2 separate regions of the Homo sapiens genome follow, and region 1 is linked to region 2. A link is an interaction called in ENCODE POLR2A ChIA-PET data of the cell type or tissue named here. Cell type or tissue: PC-9. All regions are shown on one strand. Each heading gives the region's core, and the rest is flanking DNA. Links, peaks and the distances in the headings are about the cores only.

What was found. Peaks named below come from ENCODE experiments on the same cell type or tissue, not always from the same donor. Only the 100,000 strongest peaks of a DNase experiment are listed, where the experiment ranks them.
Region 1: POLR2A ChIA-PET joins it to region 2 with 17 read pairs; 9 of 35 experiments call an interaction of 5 or more read pairs at or near these places.

The regions. Positions count from the first base shown.
Region 1 is chr3:196,872,978-196,877,372 of GRCh38, reverse strand. The region is part of intron 1 of SENP5 (SUMO specific peptidase 5); the gene reads right to left. Among named protein-coding and RNA genes, the nearest start is that of SENP5, 7.3 kb to the right of the region's middle. In PC-9, for the core only: no CTCF peak of the experiment used is centred there; no DNase peak of the experiment used is centred there.
Region 2 is chr3:196,790,821-196,795,215 of GRCh38, reverse strand. All of the region lies in intron 2 of PAK2 (p21 (RAC1) activated kinase 2), which reads right to left. Among named protein-coding and RNA genes, the nearest start is that of PAK2, 53 kb to the right of the region's middle. In PC-9, for the core only: no CTCF peak of the experiment used is centred there; DNase peaks (open chromatin) are centred at 1,825 and 2,255; H3K4me3 peaks cover 1,820 bases; H3K27ac peaks cover 4,000 bases.

The DNA.
Region 1 (4,395 bases), core at 240-4,239, 82 kb before region 2:
TCTCTTACTAAAAATACAAAACTTAGCCGTGTGTGGTGGTGGGCACCAGTAATGGCCAGCTTCTCAGGAGCCTGAGGCAGAAGAATCGCTTCAACCAGGGAGTGGAGGCTGCAGTGAGCCAAGATCATGCCACTGCACTCCAGCCTGGGTGACACAGTGAGACTCCATCTCTAAATAAATATTTAAAATTAAAAATTAAAAAAAATAAAATAAGGTAGTAAGATGGGGTCTCACTATGTTGCCCAGACTGGTCTTGAACTCCTGGCCTCAAACGATCTTCCCACCTCAACCTCCCAAAGTGCTGGGATTATAGGCATGAGCCTCCATGCCCAGCCAAAAGCAAATTTGTTTTAATTAAAAAGTAAGCAATGTGGGTGGCAGAGTCCAATATGATTCCACGGTTTGGGTTTTGTAGTGCCCAACAAGTATATACGGTAAATAACTGTGGTTATTTAAGAATGAAATCAAAATGTAATTTTGTCTTTCTCTTTCTTATTTTTTTGAGAGTGTCTCACTCTGTCACCCAGGCTGGAGTGCACTGGTGCAATCAGAGCTCGCCCCAACTTTCCAGGCTCCAGCAATCCTCCCTCAGCCTCCTGAGTAGCTGGGACTACAGCAGACACACACCACCACGCCTGGCAATTTTTTTTTTTTTTTTTGTAGAAATACGGTCTATGTTGCCCAGACTGGTCTTAAACTCCTGGACTCAAGTGATCCGCCCACCGAAAGAGCTGAGATTATAGACACGAGCCATCACATCTATCTGACTTTGTCTTCCAATTTGTGTATTTCTTAGATGTCAATTAGGTTGAAAGAACATAAATACTTTTTTCTTTTCTTTTTTTTTTTTTTTTTGAGACAGAATCTCGCTCTGTCGCCCAGGCTGGAGTGCAGTGGCGCAATCTCGGCTCACTGCAAGCTCCGCCTCCCGGGTTCACGCCATTCTCCTGCCTCAGCCTAGCTGGGACTATAGACGCCCGCCACCAGGCCCGGCTAATTTTTTTTGTATTTTTAGTAGAGAAGGGGTTTCACTGTGTTAGCAAGGATAGTCTCGATCTCTTGACCTCATGATCCGCCTGCTGGAATTACAGGCGTGAGCCACAGCGCCTGGCCCATAAATACTTCTTAAGCTGTCTGAACCTAATTATTTAATAAATCAAACTGTTAAGCTTAGGGACATGTAAAAAATATATTAAGGAGGGTGTAAACAGAGAAAGTTTGGGAACCTCTAGTTTAGAATATCATATTTTACTTTATCAGTGGAAAAATCACTTCTATATAAACAAACTTCTTAATATGAAATAAACATGTAATTCAAATAAACGCTTACTATGGTATACTGCCAATATTGGCCAGGCATGGTGGCTTATGCCTGTAATCCCAGCACTTTGGGAGGCAGAGGTGGAGTATCGCTTGAGCCCAGGATTTCAAGATCACCTGCCTGGGCAACACAGGGAGATCCTGTCTCCAAAAAAAATAGCCAAAAGTGGTGGTACATGCCTGTGTTCCCATCTACTCAGGAGGGTGAGGTGGAAGGATCGCTTGGGCATGGGAGGTCAAAGTTTCACTGAGCTATGATCACACCACTGTACTCTAGTTTGGGTGACAGAGCAAGACCCTGTCTCAAAAAAATAAAAAAATAAAATAAAAATTAAAAAAAGTCAAATTCAGGGTACAATGGAAATATCTGGCAAAAGGGTCAGGAAACACCTCTCTGAAGAAATTATTTTTTCTCTGAAGAAATTATTTTTCAGCTGAGACAAATGATGAGCAAGAGTTCCTAGGAAAGAGAGGGAATTCAGTATTTCAAGGAATGGAAAGAACTTCAGTAACACTTAGAGGCACGGAAGGGGTAGATGAGGAACAGAAGAGCTAAATTCACGATGCTGACACTTAACATAAGGTTGGTGTGAAGCCACTGAAAGACAAAGATCTGATTCATATTCTTGAAAAAAATCATTCTACCTGCAATGTGCAGAATGGCAAGGAGAAGGCCACAGCAGAAGAAACCCATTAGGAATCTGTTACAGGTAAATCAATGCAGATACAGTGGGACAGCTTCTTGGATTAAGAGAAAAACTGGGAGGATGTAGCAAAGTGAATCAATCTTCAGGACACAGAAATGACAGGACTTGTCATTTGTCAAAAGCCTATCTGTTGGGGGTAAATGTTCCAGTATCAGCTACTAGGTAGATAGTGGTATCACTGATACGAAACACAGACGGAGATCGATTAGGGGAAGGTTATACTGACTATGCCTTTAGTCTTTCACATGTTCAATTTGAGATGACCATTAGAAGTCCAAGTGGATATATACAGCTAGATATACAGTTCAAGAATTCTGAAAAGAGGACATCATGTGAATTCCAGTTTTCAGCTTAGAGTAACCAAAGCTATAGAAAATGATAAGATCACCTAGAAAGAATTTGTAAAAGGTAGAAGAGAATGAGAGAATGTACCCTAGGGCAATAGCCCAAGGAACTCTAGGAATTTTTTTTTTTTTCCCACTCTTGTTGCCCAGGCTGGAGTACAATGGCACGATCTCAGCTCACTGCAACCTCCGCCTCCCGGGTTCAAGCAATTCTCCTGCCTCAGGCTCCCAAGTGGCTGGGATTACAGGCATGCGCCACCACGCCCAGCCAATTTTGTATTTTTAGTAGAGACCGGGTTTCTCCATGTTGGTCAGGCTGGTCTCGACCTCTGACCTCAGGTGATCCACCCAACTCAGCCTCCCAAAGTGCTGGGATTACAGGTGTGCCCAGCTGGAACTCCAGGATTTAAGAAATAAAGAAAGACTAAGCAAAGGAAAGTGAAAAAAAATGACCAGGGAGATAAGGTCAAAAATCAGGTAAAGGTGGTATCAGCAAAGCTAGAACAGGTTTCTAAAAAGAGGGAAATGGTCAGTTAAAGGTTGTTGAGAAGTCGAGCAAGATAAGGATTAAAAGTGTTCACTGAATTCTCTTGACATTTGCAGGAGAAATTTTAGTACAATGGAAAGGACAAAAACCAAGGTGGAACAAAAAAGGCGATATATAAAAATTGTTCAAGAAGCCTGGGTAAAGCTCAAACATTTTTTTAGTGGAGATTCTTATACATGTTTAAATTCTGATGAAGCACTTTACTTCTGGATAAAGACTGCAGATTAAGCAGACACATTTTACCATCATTCCCTCTTAAAACTTCATTAAGAATAAAAAAATTGTCCTTTATCTTTTTTTTTTTTTAAAAAAAAAAGGTCTCATTCTGTCAGCCATGGCTCACTGAAGCCCCAAACTCCCAGGCTCAATCAAGTAATCCTCCTGACTTAGCCTTCTGAGTACCTAAGATTACAGGTGTGAGCCAATAAATTAATTTTTTAAAAGAAAAAACCAGCCAGGCACCATGGTGCATGTCTATAATCCCAGCTACTCAAGAGGCTGAGGCAGAAGGATCCTTTGAGGTCAAGAATTTGAGACCAACCTGGGCAACACAGCAAGACCCATTCCTAAATAACTAATTAAAATTAAATTATGTTTTTTGTTTTGTTTTGTTTTTTGAGATGGAGTCTCACTATGTCACCCAGGCTATAGTGCAGTGGCACATCTCAGCTCACTGCAAGCTCCGCCTCCCAGGTTCAAGGATTCTCCTGCCTCAGCCTCCCGAGTAGCTGGGACTTCAGGCGCCCGCCACCACACCCGGCTAATTTTTTGTATTTTTAGTAGAGATGGGGTTTCACCGTGTTAGCCAGGATGGTCTTGATCTCCTGACCTCGCAATCCACCCGCCTCAGACTCCCAAAGTGCTGGGATTACAGGCGTGAGCCACCACGCCCGGCTGCCAAGAATTTTTTAACTTAATTTTTTAAAGATATAATTTACCTACAGTGAAATACATAAACCTGAAGGGCTTTTGTTTTTTTAAAGCATATGTACACAAAATGGAACACCGAACAACAGCAAAAACATTTTGAAAGTTGGAATGTGGATTGACTTAAAGATCTAAAGACGTTAAGTCTCGGCTGGGGCCGGGCGCGGTGGCTCACGCCTGTAATCCCAGCACTTTGGGAGGCCGAGGCAGGCGAATCACCTGAGGTCAGGAGTTCAAGACCAGCCTGACCAACATGGAGAAACCCCGTCTCTACTAAAATACAAACATTAGCCGGGCATGGTGGCATGTGCCTGTAATCTCAGCTACTTGGGAGGCTGAGGCAGGACAATTGCTTGAACCTGGGAGGTGGAGGTTGCAGTGAGCCAAGTTCACGCCACTGCACTCCAGCCTGGGCAACAGAGCGAGACTCCGTCTCCAAAAAAAAAAAAAAAAAAAAAGTTAAATCTCAAGCTTGCAGGGAGGAAAGCAATCTAAAGAACAATACCTCAAAACAGGTCAGGAATTGTTCTACAGAGGGATGTGAATATGA
Region 2 (4,395 bases), core at 306-4,305:
CCAAAATCCTAGGATTGGAGGCATGAGCCACTGTGCCCAGCCCTAACACTGGTTTTAAACAATTTGATTACAGTAAGCCTTGGTGTAGTTTTCATGTTTCCTATGCTCAAATGTTGTTAAATTTCTTGAATCTGTGGGTTTACAGTTTTCATTAAATTTGGAAAATTTTAAGCCATTTTTCAAAGAAGTATGAGGATATTTAGTCTGGTTTTTATTGGATATGTTTGCTTAGAGAGTCTCTGTAATTTACCTGTTGATTTTCTTTCTTTTCCTCACCCCCGAGCCTAGGTTGCTGCCTCCTTTCCAGCACTAAATGGCACCATAAGCCCAGGTTTGCCTGGGTTCTAGCAGAGTGCAGCCCATCCTAAATGGGAGAGAGGAGTCCCCAAGGGGATATTCTGGTAGCAGTACAGGAAGGGTGGCTCAGGGTTCCTGCCAAGGGTCCTGTGGAATAAACCTCCTACAACATGGTGTTGCTGAACAGCTGCTCTATTTGGCATCCCCTTTGGCTGAGTTATACAGCAGGGTTTCCAAGGCTGGGAACAGTAATCCCGCCTCCCTCCTCTGCCTCTGGCTGTCCTCAGGGTAGCTCTCCCTATGCCACCTGTGGGCTAAGGCAGGGACAGGCCTCCTGCCAGGGAACCCAAGATGGTGGAGAAGGTGGCTGTCTTCTTCAATCTCACTTTTTCCTGTGTAGACACTGTGAATTGGGGGAGATTTTCCCACACTTGGCGCCAGGCGGACAGGGGGAACGGGTGTTGCAGATACGGAAGTCCGATTCTTACAGCATGCCTGGAGTTCTTTCATTTCTCTGTGCCCCTGGGAACTGTCTCCTTCTCATATCTGAGTTCTTGGATGTTGCTGGTGATCATCTTAGTGCTGTATGTTCTTGGTTTTCTGTGGTGGCAGGGCAGAGTGAGTGAAGCCAGTGTGCTTCTACACCACCATTTTAGAGCTAGAAGTCACTATGTCCTCCACTTAATTGTCATTAGTCAGATCTTTTAACTGTTATCTTTTCTCTCATATTTTCCATCTTTGTATTTCTGTTTAATTCTTTGAGAGAATTTTCTTTTCTTTTTTTATTTGAGACAGAGTCTTGCACTGTTGCCCAGGCTGGAGTGCAATGGCGCAATCTTGGCTCACTGCAACCTCCGCCTCCCAGGTTCAAGTGATTCTCCTGCCTCAGCCTCCTGAGTAGCTGGGATTACAGGTGTACGCCACCGAGCCCAGCTAATTTTTGTATTTTTAGTAGAGATGGGATTTCACCATGTTGACCAGGCTGGTTTCGAACTTCTGATCTCAAGTGATCCACCCACCTTGGCTTCCCAAAGTGCTGGGATTACAGGTGTGAGCCACCGCTCCAGCAGGGAGAATTTTCTTGATTATCTTCCACTCTTCTTTCTATTGCTATCTTTTGTTTGTTTTGGTAATTTTAAATGTTGATATTCCAAGAACTGTTTTCCATTGTTCTCTGATCATTCTTTCTCTGCGAACTCTTTTCTTGTTTCATGGATTCCTCTATCTCCTCTCTTTGACGATTATACAGTATGTGTGTATGCACAGGCTGCAGTTTGGGGTTTTTTTTCTCCTTACACTGTCTATTTCTTTTAAGTTCCTGTTTTTATCCCTATTGTTTTGGACTCTCCCTCTCATTTATAAAGGGTTTTTCATAAATGTCGGGTGATCCTGTACTGTCTACTCATATAGAAAGTATTAAAAAGCTAACTGGGAGTTAAGCCAACCTTAACACTAAAGATAAGGACAGCATGCATGCAAGGTACCTAAAGTATTTTTTTCCCCAGGCCATTGTTTATCCAGAGAAAAATCTTCCAATCTCCTGTCTGAGGCTGTGAGTCAGGCTGCAGGTATTCTGAAAGCAGGATGGGGAAAGGAGTTGAAAATGCTGACTTGCATGAAGTCACCTGCTTTATTCTGGTGCTTCAACTTTTCCTGACTCCCCTGATAAGAACAGAGGCTTCTGTGGTTTAAATTCTCTGGAAATAAATGTAAATCCCAGTTTATTCTTTTTTCCTTCCGGAGGATGGGGATAACACTTACATGGATGTGTGGGGTGTAAAGGAGGAGTCCTGGGGGGCCTTTGACACTTTCGATGTTGATTTTCAACTAATCCCCCTTCTCCTCAGCATGTGTAGTGCATCCTACCCCCACTCCGACACAGTGTCGTGTGCCTCTAAATCTTGAGCTTCCAGAATTTCTACAAGGGAAACTTGTTTCCCTTCTCACAGATTCCCCTCTGCAAACGCTTAGGTTATGTGTTTCTCTGTCCTGCTGAGTCAGGTGCCAATTTTCCACCACTTCTGCCTTCCAAATGTGTACTGAAGCCTCTTTCACAATACTGTCTCCTCTCTTTTTCTCTTTGACCGTGTGTGTGTGTGTGTATATATATATATTTTTTTCTGTCATTTTAGTTGGGTCTTGGGAGGGAGAGTAAATAGAATGCTTCTGTATGTGGTCAACATGCTGTGTTTAACCAGAAGATTCTTCTAATATCAAAGAGTTAAAAATCATGCTGTTTGATAAGTCTATACATATAAGACTGGAAATGTTACCGTATGCTCTTCTTTGTTTACAAAGATACTACTAGTTTAGTATTGGTAGGAAACACAATAATACTTATTTAACTAGTAATGAGGGATTTATGCTCAAATGTCCATCTCCTCTCTAGGCATGTAACTTAAAAGAGATCTGGTCACAGTGAGAGGGAAGGGAATGCTGGTTATGGACAGGAGCAGAGGGAAAGGAAACTGTTAAGCCTGGATTCTCTTTACTGAAACACAATTATTAATACGTCTATCATAAATTACCTCTCTCTCAATTTTCACTAGACTTTGAGTAATTTGAGGTCGTGCACTCAACATTTCTTTATGTCCCTTGGCTTCTAACGGAATACCCTACATACAGGAGAAATTATTTATTAGTTAACGATAAACTAGTAGTTTACAATTTAATGTACTATGATTATATGTGTTCTTTCTTTTAAAAAAATCTGCTCAGCATCCTACTTTTGGAAACTTCCCTCACCTTTCCTCTATGCAGATAGTTGGGAAAGATGCCATTTTCTTACACGACTATGGTCACAGATGACTGGTCCGAGGTGGGCACCTAACTCAAGCCAGGTCAGCACAGCTTCCCACACACCCTCCAGCAACTGGTGCAGGGGCAGCCACCTGAGCAGCTAAGCCAGACTCGGCTCCCTGAGAATCAGTCTATCACTAGTGTCTGAAGTTGTAAGAAACTGAGCCCAGGAATTCTATTTCTTTTTTTTTTTTTTTGACGGAGTCTCGCTCTGTCGCCCAGGTTGGAGTGCGGTGGCGCGATCACAGCTCCACTGCAAGCTCCGCCTCCTGGGTTCCCGCCATTCTCCTGCCTCAGCCTCCCGAGTAGCTGGGACTACAGGGGCCCGCCACCACGCCTGGCTAACTTTTTGTATTTTTAGTAGAGACGGGGTTTCACCTTGTTAGCCAGGATGGTCTTGATCTCCTGACCTCGTGATCCACCTGCCTCGGCCTCCCAAAGTGCTGGGATTACAGGCGTGAGCCACCACGCCCGGCCCAGGAATTATATTTCTTAACACATAAAGAAAAAACATTCTGAAATAAGAAATATAAAATAAGAAAAAAATATAAAAAGAAGGGTGAGAGATAACATATCTAGCAAGAGTATTCCTGGTTCCTGTTGTGTCTAAGGCCTAGTCATATTCTTCAACTTGGAAACGTTAAGAGTTTAGAGAAATATATTAAAGTTTCATATATGATAGGAGTATAGAGTAAAAAGTTAAAGGAAAAACACAAAAACGATTAAGCAGAACTTGAGATAGAGCCACATTAGATCATTCAAAATAAACATAAAATCCTAAAAATCTGTTCAATGCCATTTGTTTTTACATAACACACATACAGGTACTCTCTGTATTTTAATAGTCTCAATGGGAAAAGGAAAGGATATTAGAAACAGTGTCTAAAACAAAAAGATACTAAAGCATGTCTGGAATTGAACAATGTGCTGGAAAGATATTGCTATACCAACAGAATGTCTTTAATACTCTTATATAACGACTCTAGAAGCCCAGAAATAGAGGGCCAATCACAATAAATTTATGTAGATGTGGGGGTTCAGTCAGGATGGCAGAAGAAATTATAGGAATAGAAAAAAGCAAACCTGCTTGGAAGGCCGGGGAGTTTTGCATAGCTTCAAAGTTTGGCTGAAGGTAGCCAGATTCTCTTTTCAGGAGCCAGAGAGCTTAAGGTACAGATACAAAGGAATATAAAGTAGTTTATCTAAAGAGCTTGTTTACTCATGTGGTCCTAAGACTAACCTTTGATCATTGGTGGGCAAGATGGCCCTCTCCAGGGTGGGGGCGACCAGGTGAATTAC